Regions from separate parts of the Homo sapiens genome. Here region 2 is linked to region 1. A link is a loop called in an ENCODE intact Hi-C map of the cell type or tissue named here. Cell type or tissue: CD4-positive, alpha-beta T cell. All regions are shown on one strand. Links, peaks and the distances in the headings refer to the core of each region. The heading gives the core; the rest is flanking DNA. Region 1 overlaps ZNF516 (zinc finger protein 516). Region 2 overlaps ZNF236-DT (ZNF236 divergent transcript).

What was found. Peaks named below come from ENCODE experiments on the same cell type or tissue, not always from the same donor. Only the 100,000 strongest peaks of a DNase experiment are listed, where the experiment ranks them.
Region 2: a loop joins it to region 1, with 4 times the contacts of the local background. A loop is called at or near these places in 3 of 110 quality-filtered maps.

The regions. Positions count from the first base shown.
Region 1 is chr18:76,395,246-76,403,575 of GRCh38, forward strand. The region is part of intron 3 of ZNF516 (zinc finger protein 516); the gene reads right to left. Among named protein-coding and RNA genes, the nearest start is that of ZNF516-AS1, 92 kb to the right of the region's middle. In CD4-positive, alpha-beta T cell, for the core only: CTCF peaks have their summits at 3,847 (motif pointing right) and 4,048; DNase peaks (open chromatin) are centred at 506, 3,836 and 6,546.
Region 2 is chr18:76,798,650-76,806,979 of GRCh38, forward strand. All of the region lies in intron 2 of ZNF236-DT (ZNF236 divergent transcript), which reads right to left. It also overlaps the pseudogene RNU6-346P. Among named protein-coding and RNA genes, the nearest start is that of ZNF236-DT, 19 kb to the right of the region's middle. RefSeq lists a silencer at 3,627-3,676. In CD4-positive, alpha-beta T cell, for the core only: CTCF peaks have their summits at 3,560 (motif pointing right), 3,764, 5,252 (motif pointing right) and 5,457; DNase peaks (open chromatin) are centred at 3,552 and 5,292.

The DNA of each region.
Region 1 (8,330 bases), core at 245-8,244:
TTTCCCCCGCAATTCACAAGGCTGCACCCCGTCCTAAACGAGCATCTCCCAGACACCAAGAAAGCAAACCTTGTTTCACAGCTTTATCGCCACTATCTAGCGCATCTGGCTCCTGGGAGAGAGACCATCAACAAATATGCATTTATGGGATGAATGAGGTGAGTAGGAGTCATTTAATATCCAAGACTCACATGCAATGAGACAGTGCACAGGAAACTGCTAAAAAGCATGAAGCGCAAGATGAATTCGTTAATTCAGCAGGTATCTCTTAAGGACCTGCAAATAAGAACAGTAACGTTAAGCACAGGCAGCCTCAGGGGCAGGTACGGAATTCTGGCAGCACAGAGCACAGCTCTTAACCCAGTTACCAACCTCGAGTGGGTGCTGAGGTGGACATCCCAGAGCTACAGTCACTGGAGTCAGTGACCACGGACAGGCTGGAGGCCACGCATTCTAGATGAGGGAGTCTCTCTCCAAAACAAGACGCACCAGCACGTGCCGAGGAAATGAAACTCCAAATGACGGTAAGATAAAGCACTTCCCAAATGACGTCACCACCCTGGTCACACTGCAGCCGGCCGTGAGGGTGGGCCAGCCGCCCTGCAGGAGCCAAGTGTTTCAGGGACAGGACCCCGCTCCTCGTCCAGCTCCCCACACCGCGAGCTTCACCGTCCGGAAGTGCGCAAAGCTGCAAGTGAAAGAGGAAGCCCTGCCTTCTTCCCAGCATCCACGCTCCTGACCCAGAAGGTGATCCACGTACAACCTGAAGTATGAGATTTCATTAGCAGCCCATTCTCTTAATTAAAAGCCAGATGGAATATTTGAGGTGATGGCCTCGAATGGTAGATGGTGCTCAGGGCTGACAGCAAATAGGATATTCAGGTCACTGGTTCTCCCATCCCCAGTAGCTGTGATTAGGAGATGGTCACACCCCTCCTTCACTTTCTTCTTCTTAGATGTTCCCTCTTATTTAAAAAGAAAAATCTATGAAACTAGCCCCATACAAGTGTATGGGCATGGGGAACAAATAGGTATTTGTGATATAAAAGCAAACAGCCTCTATCCAAATGACACTGAGGATTTCAACCATATATGGCGCGCAGGGTCACCCTCTTCCCAAGGTGAAAATGCCCAGTGCCAGGAGCCCGACGCTGTCTCAGAACTCAGGGCCACTGCATTCAAAATCATTTCAAGATTTCAGCATTTACTTTTAATATTTGTGAATCTGTAGTAACTTTTATAACAGACATGACTAGTTAACAAAAAACTGGATTTGACAGCAAGAACATCACAGTCATCAACAGTGTTGCTCAGAAGAAGATCCATCTATCACTTTTAACCTGTCCTGAAAGGGGGAAACTTGATGAAATCAGGCGTCCAGATTTCATCACAATTTGAATTTCTAAGACAATCAAAATGCCAGAGACTAAGACAAAACTACATAGACATCTGGGGGGAAAAACAGCCCCTGGAAAGATATTCAAGCTGAAAGGATCTTGGCAGCAGGCAGAGTGGTTCTCCAAACTGTGGAGAAGAGAGGCCATTCCACTGAGAGTGAGAGGCCGGAGCACCGCTGTCAGACGATGTTTTTGGATATGATGTAGAAAATGCACGAGGAAAAGTTGTAGCTATAATATCCACGGGGGCTTTTCCATGAAAAAACAAGACATAAGCTGCCTGTGCAAGGGGAGCCAAAGAAATGCTGAAAACCACTGCCACAGGCTGGTGTGATCTGGAAGTTCTCCTCCTGAAACACAAAAAAATAACCCAGACAGACTCAGTGCTTCAGAGGGACACAAGGAGCACAGAAAAGCCGGGGGACACATAATTGCTTTCAGAGGCTACGCAGTTCAGAAGCAGGTGCAGCCCATCAGGAAGCCACAAGCCCCTCCAGAGGCACCGAGTCGGGGAGACCCAAGCCCCAAACACCAAGGCCATGGAGTAGGAAAGTGACAGCGTGGGTCTTGCCCTCATTCTCATCAAAGGGCAGCCCTGGGCTTTCATACAGAATAATAAACGCTGCTGCCAATCGTCCAGCTCAGTCCTATGGCCAGAAAAGTTTCTTCTAAAGAAATGTCTTCAAGAATGATTCTTATCATGACACATACAATGTGAACTACAAAAAAAAAGAAAAAAAAATCTGAATGACAAGAAAATGCCAGGACTAGAGCAACATGGAACTGAATGGTATTATAAAATTTTGATAAATTATACCCCAAGATGTTTATTCTACTTTTTCTGGATGACTGAGTACACGTTTTCATTTTAAGTGATAATCTACTAACATAAACAACTTGCGAAAGTATGTTATCTGTGTTAACAGAAAATTACATAAATATCTTAGTACTCTGGACACGATATTTTATTTTTGAGACAAGGTCTTGCTCTGTCACCCGGGCTGGAGTGCACTGGTGCAATCACAGCTCACTGCAGCCTCAACCTCCCAGGTTCAAGCCCTCCTCCCACCTCAACCTCCTGAGTAGCTGGCTCTACAGGCGTGTGCTACCATGCTTGGCTACTTTTTTAAAAACTTTTTGTAGAGATGGGTCTCACTCTGTTGCCAGGCTGTTCTGAAATTCCTGGGCTCAAGTGATCCTCCCTGGCATCTCCAAGTGCTAGGATTACAGACATGAGCCACTGCGCCCCCAGCCTTGGAAGCTGTATTTTGATGTCCGAACAAAAACAGTCCCAAATTAAATATAGAATTTCTGACTAGACAAATTATTCGTGTTACTTTTTAAATCAGTGAGTACAGAATCAACAACTTAAAGGTTAATCAAATACCTCTAGCTTCCATGACAGCTTTCGGTTAAACAGCAGTTTATCCGGCATAAAACATAATCAGGTTCCAGAAACCTGGAATTTACTAACTGCTTCCTATTGACTCAACCATAAAGAAGCGTCGCTCAGGTTTGGTTTTTCTGTTGTGAATCAAATGCTGAAGTGAATCGAATTCAAGTTGGCTTTCACGGCTACTCTACACCTTACACACCTTCCTTCGTCCCCAGATCCTAACAGCCAACCAAAACACATCCACTGGAGAAAATACAATCAATATATTCTTTTATTATTTTTTAAAACATGGCAAACCATACTTTAATCAGAGAGCAATGAAGATTTCCACTTACAAATTTATCCAAGTTGGCAAAAAATAATTAGCTAACACGAATCTTTCCTTGTATGACGCAGCTGTCTGAAGCAGATGCCAGCTAGCACAAAGGCCGTACATGAAGTCTTATCAAGAATGGTGGCGGGGACTGTCGGGAAGAAGGTGCTGACGCCGCTGGTAGATGTTAGAATGAAAATAAGGAAGCTTAGAGTAAGGAGGAGAGCAGGAAAGCCAGGCCCATAACACTAGTTATGAAGGAATGGGGGCCTTTCTGAAGGAATGGGGGCCTGGAATCTTCCAACAGGAGTCACAAAGAATACAATTAAACCACTTGTGTGTTTTCTCCTACACAAAGTGTTTTAAGAGGCATAGGAGGGAGTAAGTCTCAGGAAGAGAAATAACACTGTACACTTCTCCGACTTAAAGCCAACTAATATACACACAAACTAGCTAGCACCTGCATGGCTTTCTACAACTTTTTCTATTGCGATGCATAAATGTCCAAAAACACAGAATCCAAATTCCGTGTCTTTTACAAAGAAACTGTAATGAGTCTTTAAAAAAAAAAATCAGGATCACTTATTAGTAGAGTCTTCAGATTTAAAATCAGGCATGTGTCTGACTTACGGAACAAAGGCCATTTCATAACACAAGCGGTCTCTGTCCTCCGTGACAGAGGAAGGCGGATTTCCCCGAGGCATCCTGGCAGCCCGCGCAATGCATGGAAGCTACCACTAGATGGCACCTGCGCCCAAGCTATAGCCCGACTCCCTCCTGGTGCTGGTGCTACGCGTGTGGTCCCCGTACATGGAAGAGCCATCCACTTTTCAACAACAGGCATTTATCTGCAAAAGACTTACACCAAGAGCTTGCCTTAAAAGATCATCAGGACAAATGCAAAATGCACATGTCTTATGAAGCACAGCACTGTCAGTATAGCAATGCATCCTTTTGATCTGCATCTTACATTTCAGTTTGCACCTTCAACAATATTTTCAGAGGCTAAAAATGCAGAGGGCTTTAAATTAATAATATATTTGCATTTTGGCATAGACGGAATTAAGCAAACTATGTCCATGAACATTACATGTGGGGGATTATATATATAGTCAGCATATCCAACTTCAAAAATGTCCAACCTTGCAAAAACTTACTCAAATGTAATGAGTTAGCAATTGACTTAAAGTATGTTAGTCATTTAGTAACTGACTTGAAAATGCTCTCCATGCTGGCTTCAAGGCAGCTCATCTCAGCGAAAGCCTGGGTGCGTTCTAAGCGCTAGAGAGGAGGTTCAGGAAAACAGCACCTAAGTTGTCTTCTGTCACCTCTAGACTCGAGGTCCACAGGTCTGACTTCTAGCCCCAGGGCCCCCCTGATACTGTATAAGTCGGGAAACACTCTCATCCCTTGAACATAGCTCTGGGTGACATCGTCCATTCAATACCGGTCCCAGGTGGTCACCACCTGCAGGAGGAGACCCAGCCACCAGCCCTCACCATGTTTCTGCTTGGAACCAGCAATAATCACTTAAGATTGTGAGTGACATGTGGATGAAATGGAAACTGCTAAGATACCTGGCTCTTTGGCCTAGTTTGGTCTCCCAGTGGGGTGGTTTCAAGGGTAAGGATGTGCCTCTCCCACCGTGGGATGAGCAGACCATCACCGCAGAGCAATCAGCCCTGCCCAAGGGCAGCAGCCCTTCTGAAAGTGGCCCTTCCTGCACACGCCCCCACTTTAGCAAACTCAGGCAGGAGGGTGTGAAAGGGCTGGAAATTCAGAGTGAGCAACTGGAAGGGGAGACAGATGGAGGGACAATTTCCCAAGAGGCCGACTTGGGGCAGAAGCCAGAGAGGGAAAAAGACAACCCCCAGGTCTGAGCCTAGGCCAGAGATGAACACAGGAGCAGGCGAGGCTCACGGTGTTCACGACACAATTTTCTAAGTCCTTTCACAGAGGTTTATGTTACAATTATTGTCATTCTTTGGGTACTGTGATGTGTGTCTTCTGGTAAGACGGACTGAATAATTTGAGAAACAGCTATTTCTGAGCACTTGGTAGGATTTGCTACCTAAACGCCCAGAAAGTTAAAACTTCATTATTTTAGGACACTAAATAAACAAATAAACATCCCAGCTTTCCCCATTAGACATTCTTACTCTTATCGTTCTGATGAATTCACAACCTGGCTGGTACTGACCCCGTACTTGGTTGAGTGTGGATTATAAAGCTATAAGCAGAGAGGGGTGACCAAATGGAATCAAACTACGTAGGCACGGCCTGTCTGGTTAGGAAGCTTGTCCACACAGAAAGCCAGGCAAAACTAAAGCATGTTATGGTTACACATATATAAACAAATGTGAAACATGTAGGTTTTCTACAGCTCCCACATGCAGAGTTCAAACTATTATGTAATATAAATATTGAGTCTCAGAAGTTCCAGTCCACCATGGATACCTAAGGAAAAGATCTGACATTTTACTTAAAAATTTCAGCAACTCTCCCCAAATCACAACACTATATTGTTCCTGAAATATCTCAGGCAGGCTTCCTTAATCACACTGTAAGTTGTAACAAAAGGGTTGTAATTATAGTGTCCATTAAAATGATGTAAACACAATATATATATATATACATTTCTCCTTCAGACTTCATTCCTTCGTTTTCCTCTTCTCTCCTATTTTTAAAAAGAGGAAATAACTGTATTTTCCTTTCCTGTACATCTTAACCCATTTATGCCTAGTGTTCCATTATTGGAACGCTAAGCTCATGGGAGTTATTTATATCCTACTGCTCAAGGTTGTCACCAAGGTCTGATTTTTCACTAAAAAAAGAAATTTGCAACCTCCGGCATAAATGGGTTAAGTTTTGTTCTTATAGTTCACCTTCAATTTATCTTTTTTTTTTTTTTTTTTGTGAACCAAAAAAAAGAATTTCAAGCCCCAATTGAACAATGCCTCAGACAAATCTCTGGAAAGCCCTAATTACTGCATTTATCTTCTCAACCACTCAGTCATATTTCTATTTTGAGAAGGAGTTACAAAATAATATCTCTGCAACTGTTTCGCAGGAGCTCGTTGACCAAGCTGGAGCCCTGGATCTATGAATTCAAAATTTTGAAAGCTAAGTAAGCTGTTTTCCATCAAGTACTACATCAAAAAGCTGGTCACAAGAGGCCAAGCCTAAGTCCGTCCCTCTCCGCCCACGGGCTTCTCCGAGGCCATCTCCGAAACGCCCTGCAGCTGCTGGCAGAGCCCGCATGGGCCCCTATGTGGCCCCTGGACAGACCGACGGCACTCCTGGGGCAAGGTGAGCCCGGAGCACAACCGGCCTCCCAGTCAGTTCCTTCCCGGGGCTCTCAGAGCCAACCACACCCCCGCGCCGCATCTCTCCACCACCAACCACACCCCCGCGCTCCATCTCTCCACCAACCACACCCCCGCGCCGCACCCCTCCACCACCAACCACACCCCCGCGCTCCATCTCTCCACCAACCACACCCCCGCGCCGCACCCCTCCACTACTGTTTATAGGCTCTCAAGAGGGACAGGGAAAACCAGTATTGTTTGAGTGCCAACTCTGCATAAACAATTTCCACAGAATGACTGCACATGCATGTGCGTGCCTATGTGCATGTGTGTACGCGCGTGTGTACACGTTTGTGTGTACACGTGCGCGCATGTGTGCACGTGAACGTGACCAGTGGTCTCTGCATCCCACAGGGAGGGGAGGGCTTCTCTGAAAAGAAATTGTATATGCACAAGCCTTAGCCCCGCGCCTTCTATTTGCTGAAGACATCGCCTCGGTCAACACCAATGAATTCATTTACTCTGTGAATACAAATCCCGCCAGTGGCCACAACAATCCCTCTTGCTGAGTTCAGCAGTGAACGAGGCACACACTGGGCTGTCCCGCGCAGCTGCCTCCAGAGAAGTCGAGAGTAAACCTGAAGAAAGGGTGCCCTCCCGTAACCTCCCAGAGCCACCACCCAGAGGACAGGAAGGGTCCCACAGGCCCCTTCAGCTTTACCATCCTAAGATGCCTAGGTCCGAGGACATTTCCTTTCATCCAAGCTACAGGCGTCCCACAGCTGAGAACCCGGACCTGTGTGACCTGTGACCCCCTCTGCCACCCACGTGACAGGACAGACCATGGACCAAGTGGCCCCTCAGGGACCCAGGCTGTCTGAGGCCCCTGCGGGGGACAGAGGAAGACGTTGCTTCTCCAAGAACACAACTTACACTCGGGCACTCACGGACAGTCGTGATTGCAAAACGGGAAGTGATCTGAAGAGTCGCAACAGATCTGAACGACTAAACTCCGCTCCTTAAACGAACTTCAGATCAGCGATGACTTGACAGGTCTGACTCTCACGTGATTTCTCCTCTCTGAACTAGAAGCGAGCTCCATCGGGCCGCTGCGCTTCTATCAGCTTGAGCTGATGCCCTCCGTGTTCCCACACTGGCAGCTGCCGTCTGCGCTCGCAGGACCACAAGTGATGAACTGATGCCCTCCGTGTTCCCATGCTGGCAGCTGCTGTCTGCGCTCGCAGGACAACAAGTGATCCACTGGTTGTGCCACAGAGTCGAAGCTAGTCGAAGCTACAGGGCTGAGAGCCAGAAGCCACCTGCAAAGGGAGACTGTGCTCACCTGCGCACCTTCCCAGTTGCTGCTGAGCCACCTGCCTGCCACCAGGCCAGAAACCACCAAAGGCGCCTGGCACTACTGTCATTTCCATTATCATCAATGGCTATGACTATTTCTCTGTAATTACCCATGTTTATCTACCCTGCGTTTACTATACATAGGAATAAAACACAACTGCTTAAACTATTCAAATCCACCTGGAAGTCCATACAACAGTACTATACTGGTGCACCCGTTAAGACACTTCCCTTGCCCAGGGCTGCCTGCACCTGTCTGCCTGACCTGGTTCATCTCTTCTCATACACATGCAGTCAGATGAGAAGCCACACACACAGGCACGCTGCAACGCACACCAACACAGGTACACATACAAAGCACAAGCATGTGGTCATGCATTCATGGACATACATACAACTGTACATGCACAGCCACACCTGGGGGGCACACACGGCACAGGCATGTGTGCAGTCACACACGCATTCGCACAACTCACAAGAGAATCGCAGTGTGGTCTGGGTTGGGAATCCAGGACTGCAGGGGTCAGCGACTGTACAATGAGATACAGAGCACCCAGCCC
Region 2 (8,330 bases), core at 78-8,077, 400 kb after region 1:
TCTCACTGTTGTTGCCCAGGCTGGGGTGTAGTGGCGCGTGATCTTGGCTCACTGCAACTTCTGCCTCCCAGGTTCAAGCAATTCTGCTGCCTCAGCCTCCCAAGTAGCTGGGATTACAGGCACCCATCACCACACCTGGCTAATTCTGTATTTTTAGTAGAGACGGGGTTTCACCATATTGGTCAGGCTGCTCTTGAACTCCTGATCTCAGGTGATCCACTCAAACTTTTTGTGTATGTTTGTTAATTTTAGAATTAAAAAATCGAAAAATATTGACCAAGCACATATGAGAAAGGACCAAATTACAAAGACAAAAAATAATTAAATCATCAGAGCAAATGGAGAGGTTTAACGGAAGACATAGTAAAAGATAAAATTGGTGAATTACAAAATAAATCTAATAAAGTTACCCAGAATGCAGTATAGAGAGAAAAAGAGAAAATATGAAAAAAAAGTTCAGAAACTTGGAGAATACAATGACAAGGCCTGTCATATGGGTGTTGGAATTTCAGAGGAAAGAGAAAGAATAAGGCTAAGATTATATTTGTAGAAATGTTTCTAAGATGATTCCTCAGAAATAATTTCTGAGAGGCAAGGTGTGGTGGCTCATGCCTGTAATCCCAGCACTTTGGGAGGCTGAGGCGGGTGGATCACCTGAGGTTGGGAGTTTGAGACCAGCCTGACCAACATGGTGAAAACCTGTCTCTACTAAAAATACAAAAATTAGCCGGGCGTAGTGGCGGGCACCTGTAATCCCAGCTATTCAGGAGGCTGAGGCAGGAGAATCGCTTGAACTTGGGAGGCGGAGGTTGCAGTGAGCTAAGATCACGCCATTGTACTCCAGCCTGGGGCAACAGAGTGAGACTTTGTCTCAAAATAATAATAATAATAATAATAATAATAATTATTATTATTATAATTCTTGAGAATTTCTAATGAATAAGTAAATGGAATAAATAAAAAGAACCCACAGTTAGGCACCATAATGAGTTATCAAGCACCAACAACTAAGAGAAGCCTCCAAGGCAGCCACTGAAGACGATGGAGATGTCCAAATGAACAAAGATTATCTATTTTCATCACCCACAACAGAGGCAGAGCTAAAAATGGAATATTGTTAGTGGGCTCAAAAGAAAATAATTGTGTACCTAAAATACTATATGTAGAAAAAAAATATATTTTAATATTTAGAGCGCCGGGCGTGGTGGCTCTTGCCTGTAATCCTAGCACTTTGGGAGGTCAAGGCAAGCGGATCACCTGAGGTCACGAGTTCAAGACCAGCCTGACCAACATGGTGAAACCCCATCTCTACTAAAAATACAAAAAAAATTAGCCAGGTGTTGTGGTGCGTGCCTGTAATCCCAGCTACTCGGGAGGCTGAGGCAGGAGAAGTGCTTGAACCCAGGAGGTGGAGGTTGCAGTGAGCCGAGATCGCACCATTGCACTCCAGCCTGGCTGACGAGAGCAAAACTCCATCTCAAAAAAAAAAAAAAAAAAAAAAAGAATTAGAGCAAAATACGGGTGCAGTGGCTCACACCTGTAATCCCAGCACTTTGGGAGGCGGGGAGCTTGAGCTCAAGAGTTCATGACCAGCGTGGGCAACATAGTGAGACCTTGTCTCTAATAAAATTTTTAAAACGTTAGCTGGGCATGGCAGTGCATGCCTGTAGTTCCAGCTACTTGGGAGGCTGAGGCAGAAGGATAACTTGAGCCCAGGAGATGGAGGATACTAGGCTATGATTGTGCCACTGCACTCCAACCTGGGCAACAGAGTGAGATCTAGTCTCAAAAAAAAAAAAAAAAAAAAAAGAATTAGGGTAAGATAAAGACATTTTCAGTTAAAAAAAATGAGTGTTTGCCACTAGACATCCTCACTAAGAAAACTTGTAAAAAATATACCTGTATATCAGGCAGAAGGAAGATGATGCCAGATGAAGGTCAGACACACAAAAATGTAAGGATGAAAAACTGGCCAATACTTAGGTCTAAACAAACAAACAAAACAAATTAGACTACATAAAATAATCCCTTCTGCAGTTTATGTATTTTTTTTTAAGGGGCCATGCTAGTCTTCTCTGTATCGTTCCAATTTTAGGTGAATGCAAAAGTAATTGTGGTTTTTGCATTGTTGGAATTTGCTGTTTGATATTGGAATATGTTCTTAAATAAATATGTCATACATCATTTTAACGGGCATTTCTCGCTTTATTTTTTTTGCTAATGACATTACTTGCTGTTTATTTTACGTTTATTTTAGACTATGGAAATGATGTTAGACAAAAAGCAAATTTGAGCAATTTTCTTATTTGAGGTCAAAATGCAGAAGAGACAACTGGCAACATCAACAATTCATTTGGCCCAGAAACTGCTAGGGCACACACAGTGCAGTGGTGGTTCGAGAAGTTTTGCCAATAGATGCCGGCCTTCAGAAGTTGACAGTGATCAATTGAGGGCAGTCATCAAAGCTGATCCTCTTACGCTACAGGAGAAGTTGCCAAAGAACTCAACGTTGGCCATTCAATGGTCGTTTGGCATTTGAAGCAAATTGGAAAGATAAAAAGCTCAATAAGTGGGTGCCCCATGAGCTGAGCGAAAATTTTTAAAAATCATCATTTTGAAGTGTCATCTCTTATTCTACATAACAAGAACAAACCATTTCTCAATTCTATTGTGATGTGTAATGAAAAGTGGATTTTAAGTGCCGGAGCAGTGGCTCATGCCTGTAATCTCAGCACTTTGGGAGGCTGAGGCGGGAGGATAACTTGAGGTCAGGAGTTCAAGACCTGCCTAGCCAACATGACGAAACCCCATCTCTAAAAACATTAGCTGGGTGTGATGGCGGGGCCCTGTAGTCCCAGCTACTTGGGAGGCTGAGGCAGGAAACTGCTTGAACCCGGGAGGCAGAGGTTGCAGTGAGCCGAGATCGCGCCACAGCACTCCAGCCTGAGCGACAGAGCGAGACCCCTCTCCCTGCCTCCCTCGCCCCCCAAAGAAGAAAAAAGAAAGCACAGCCTTCCGTTGAGGCCTCTGGGCGATCCAGTAGGATAGGTCTAGGCGCCGACTGCGTGGGGACCACGCACGACCGTGACAGGCGCAGTCTTGAGGACACTGGCTTTGAGAGCAGCTGAGGGACTGGGCAAAGAAGGGGCTGCAGGTATGGGGGTCAGGCCAGCCCAGGGGAAGTGCGCACGGGTGTGCGGGGGGGTCATTCAGGGCCCTGACGGAGCTAAGGGGAGGATTTAGCCCTGAGTCGGCTCTGGGGTGTGGGGTGGCGGGATGGGGTGCCCTCCCCGGGGCCAGGGCGAGCAGGGTGCGGGGCTCCTGGAGGCTAGCAGGATTAAGGTCGTTTTTAGGATGAGTGAGCTCTGCAGGTTCCCTGCTTTCAACCCGGAAGGAACCTGGGCCCACGTGGGAGTGGGATTGGGGGGTGAGACCCGCAGCCCACGGAAGGGGCGCTGAGACGCGCGGCCGCGAGGGTCAGGGGTGCCCCACGGGAGCGTGCGGCTCATATTATTAGGAAGGTGTCCAGTGCGTCGTGCCCCGGCCGGGCGCCAGGTGGCGGCAGAGGCCGGTGCGGCGCAGCTTCTTCGGCCGCGGGACAGCGGTGCCCCCAGGGTAGGAGGCTGGGGCTGGGCTGGAGCAGAGCCGGAGGGAGGAGTGCGGCCAACAAAAGACCATCCGCGAGCGCCTGAACTTGGGTGTGGAGTTGTATTTTAGGATATGTTAAAAAGTTAGGAATATTAAGTAATTGGCACTTGGCCGGGAGCGGTGGCTCACACGTGTTATCCCAGCACTTCAGGAGGCCGAGGTGGGCGGATCACCTGAGGTTGGGAGTTTGAGAACATCCTGGCCAACATGGCGAAATCCTATCCCTACTAAAAATACAAAAACTTAGCTGGGCATGGTGGTGCGCGCCTGTAGTCCCAGCTACTAGGGAGGCTGAGGCAGGAGACTCCGTCGCAAAAAAAAAAAAAAAAAAAAAAAAAGGCACTTAATCCCAGACTGAAACCCTCTTTTCAGACTCTACATTAAGATCTTAAAGAACTTAGGCCCAGGCAGGCGGGTCACTTGCAGTCAGGAGTTTGAGACCAGCCCGGGCAACATGGCAAAACCTGTCTCTACTAAAAATACCAAAATTAGCCGGGCTTGGTGGTGCGAGCCTGTAATCCCAGCTACTCCGGAGGCTGAGGCAGGAGAATTACATGAACCCGGGAGGCAGAGGTTGCAGGGAGCCGGGATCAGGCCGCTGCATTCCAGCCTGAGCGACAGAGCGAGACTGTCTCAAAAAATAAATAAATAAAATAAAATAAAATAAAGAGCTTAAAGAACTTAAGAAAACACCAAATACTTCAGAGGTACCAGTGGCAATGTAATTAATGAGGATATTCAAGGAAGGTGACATAATTGCCAAGGTAAAAATAATTAAACAATTTCCAAAAGTCTATTTCAGTGAAGGAAACATTTGTCTTTAAGGGAAACATCAATGAAAATTATGTTTATGGCAAAAATGAGCCCTTTCTGCAAGCTTCATTTAGAAAATTGTGGGCATAATTACCATTTTACACAAAATAACTCTGTAGAAAGCTTTTTGAAATAAGCTTCTATTGAAATAAAATGCCAATTAATTACCCATTTAACTTATTAAATGAGAACTATAGGGTGCTAATTTTTAAATATTTTTTAAGTTGCTTTGAAATAATACCTTTTCTTTGAGACTTGAGAACATATATAGCTAATATGAACTGATGAAACAAAGATTTTTAATTACTTCTTTTATTATTTACCTATATATTCTGTATCAGTTAATTTCATTGCTTAAATTATTAATGTCTAATATGCCACTTGAAGCATTCATATTCTGAAAATGATGTAAGTTACACATGTAGGTTGGCCGAAAGTATTATATACTAGGACACAGCGGAGTTTGGGAGTGTCTGCTGCCTGTCCAGGAAGCTGCAGGTTTATGAGTTGTAAATGTAGGAGAATTCAGTTCAGTATAAATAGTTTAGCTTCCTGTTATATTAGGATAGGCAGTTAAGCTTATGTTTTTGCCATAGACAAATTATCATTATCTGTCAGGCCTACAGTTTAGGTTTTGACGTAACTCTTCAAGTACAAATGGAGAATGCATCCCCAGCAGCACTGCAGTCCTCGTTCACACCGAGTTTCGGTACAGTCAGGGGTTTTGAAGTCAGTACCACGGGAGACGCAGACGGAGGATGAATGAAAGGCACAGAAAAATCCTAAGGTAGAAATGGGGGGAACGGAAAAGCAGACAGACACTAGAGGGCGCAGGAGGAAAGTGGGTCGGAGTCCTGGAAGAGGAGGCGGGCTGGGTGAAGGAAGACAGTGAAGAGGGCACTCTGAAAAACCCATCCGAATCTTTCAGTGTAGGTAGGCACCACCCACAGCATGTTGTCATTGCAAACTGGTTCCTTCCATACGTCCCGAAAGGCTCTCCATGGTAGCTTACATCTCTCTATTTGACACTTGATGGCTTTCTTAAGGTATTTAGGTCCATTTACTAAAAATGACTCATCACTTGTTAATTAAATAAGGTTTATACATTTTTTTCATTTTAATTTCAAACATAGGAGATAAAGAAAAAAGGTGCTTGTGGCCAGGCACGGTGGCTCACGCCTGTAATCCCAGCTGAGGGGAGGCCGAGGCGGGAGGATCACCTGAGGTCAGGAGTTTGAGACCAGCCTGGCCAACATGGTGAAACCCTGTCTCTACTAAAAATACAAAAGTTAGCCAGGCGTGGTGGTCCTAATCCCAGCTGCTCGGGAGGCTGAGGTGGGAGAATCTCTTGAGCCTGGGAGGCAGAGGTTGCAGTGAGCCAAGATTGCGCCACTGCACTCTAGCCTGGGCAACAGAGCGAGACTCCATCTCAAAAAGAAAAAAAAAAAAAAGAAAAAAAGAAAAAAGAATAAAAGTGCTTGTTCACCCGTACTTTGTGCATGTCAAGTGATATTGAAAACCAAATCTGTAGGCTGTGCCTGGTGGCTGACGCCTATAATCCCAGCACTTTGGGAGGCCAAGGCGGGCGGATCACCTGAGGTTGGGAGTTCAAGACCAGCCTGACCAACACAGAGAAATCCCATTTCTATTAAAAATACAAAATTAGCCCAGCGTGGTGGTGCATGCCTGTAATCCCAGTTACTCGGGAGGCTGAAGCAGGAGAATCGCTTGAACCCTGGAGGCAGAGGTTGCAATGAGCCAAGATCGCGCCATTGCACTCTAGCCTGGGCATCAGGAGTGAAAAAAAAAAAAAAAAGAAAACCAAATCTGCAGACGAACTTGAGTGCCTGTGTAACAGGTTGTGTTGTCTGTTGTCTATTGTGTTGTGGACTTGTGTTGTCCATATGCCCTTTATGCAAGTTATTTACCAAAATAGCGCTTTTTGAATCGTGTTTTCCATTTACTATTTCATAAGACATAGTATGTATCTATATTATAAAGTTAAGAACAGCAGAAAAATGTATTTTCATTTTACAAGAATGACTTCAATTTAAGTTAGTTTTTATTCACCAAAATCCATAATGTTCCATGTGTCACAATAAAACAAAGCAGACTTTGCCAGCGTGAATCCACTTTTACTGAAGATGAGGGTCATTCATGGACCTAGAGGTTACAATAGTCAAAGTGTTCTGCACGAGAACAAACACACAGATGTCTTTGAAATGTGATGCAAAAGTGCAGACTGCTGCCTCCTACTGATGAAAAGGAAATGAGTGAGATGCTATGAGTCACTAATTGTGAACTAGTCAGTCGACAACTCCAAGAGCCCACTTCATGCTGGTGACGAGGTCCACCAACGATGGTCTGGCATGTGGGGGCCTTAGTTGAAAGACAGGAGAGGTGGATCAGAGACAGCTAGAGGAGCAGGCATTTCCCGAGTGCTGTAAAGGGGGACTCATCCCGCTAGGAGAATGTCTATTAGGGAATTCAGACCAAGTTCTGGGAAGGAATCCACAAGGAAGTCTCCGGGAGCAAGGAAGAAGGGGAAAGGAGAGGCAGCTGGGAAAATGCGAGACACACACATCCACCCCTTCCCCAAAACCCTGGCTTACACACTCGTGAGAGCCTCCCGTGGCTCAGGGAAGTCTTAGGGGGTCTTAGGAAACATCACACATTTCACTTTCATCTGTCCACCAGTTAGCTACACTCGGGCTTCCAGATCATGAATTTTTTTTTCTTTTTAAAGGGAGTCTTGTTCTATAGCCCAGGCTGGAGTCCAGTGGTGTCATCTCGGCTCACTGCAACCTCAGCCTCCCAGGTTCAAGCGATTCTCCCACCTCATCCTCCCGAGGAGCTGGGACTACAGGCACGCGCCACCATGCCCAGCTAATTTTTGTATTTTTCGTAGAGACAGGGGTTTCACCATGTTGGCCAGGCTTGTCTTGAACTCCTGACCTCCTGATCTGCCCGCCTCAGCCTCCCAAAGTACTGGGATTACAGACATGAGCCGCCGCGCCTGGCCAACAGGTGTTTCTTAAAAGCAGAAGCAGAGAGAGGGCAGGAGAGAACAAACAGGAGGGGAGGGATGTCTTCCGGACACTGGGCTCTCTCCTCAGGAGAGAATGAGGCCTGAGGTGGGCACAGGGCCCTCTGGGTGTGTAACAGGCCCAGGGCAGCCTCGCCAGCCTCCATTGCTTGTCCATAAGCAAAGCATAACATTATGTGTAAAAACAAACATCATCACAAGATAGGCCAGGCACCGCCTTGCGACAGCAGCCTTGTGGCTACTGGATGTGTGTGGTTGACCTCAGTAAGGTAGGCGCCCTTCTCTGCAGGCCTGTCCAGACAGCTCCGCACCATGCTGCTCAGGATCAGGCCTGCAGTTCCACGAACTGGCCCCCTTGTGGGTTGCCTTCAGGAGCATACCTCTGACTCAGTGTCCCAACCTCCTCTGCCCTGCCCTGCCCGGGGCCCTCATGTGCACACACCCAGGATCTGCCCAGGGCCCTCTCTGCTCAGCCCACAAATACTGCTTCGTTCCCCTGGCTGACTGGCTGCACCTCCAGGTAAAGCAATGCTCTCAGGCCCCAGCCAGGTCATTCTTTACGGGGTTATTCTATGTACTGTGGGAGGTATAGCAGCACCGCTGGTCTTTACGATGACCGGTTGTGACATGTGAGCCTCAGTCCTCGCTATATCAGGGAGTAGCTTCCTCCGACTATCGGAATCACCCTTGCCTGATGGCATCTTCTCAGCCCCGTGCTTAGTAAGTCCCCACATTCCTTTACAGGTGTTCATTTAATTCCCTTTGGGTTGATTCTCAATAGTTTCTTTCTCTAAGAGTAACCTGATTTCTGACCCATACAATG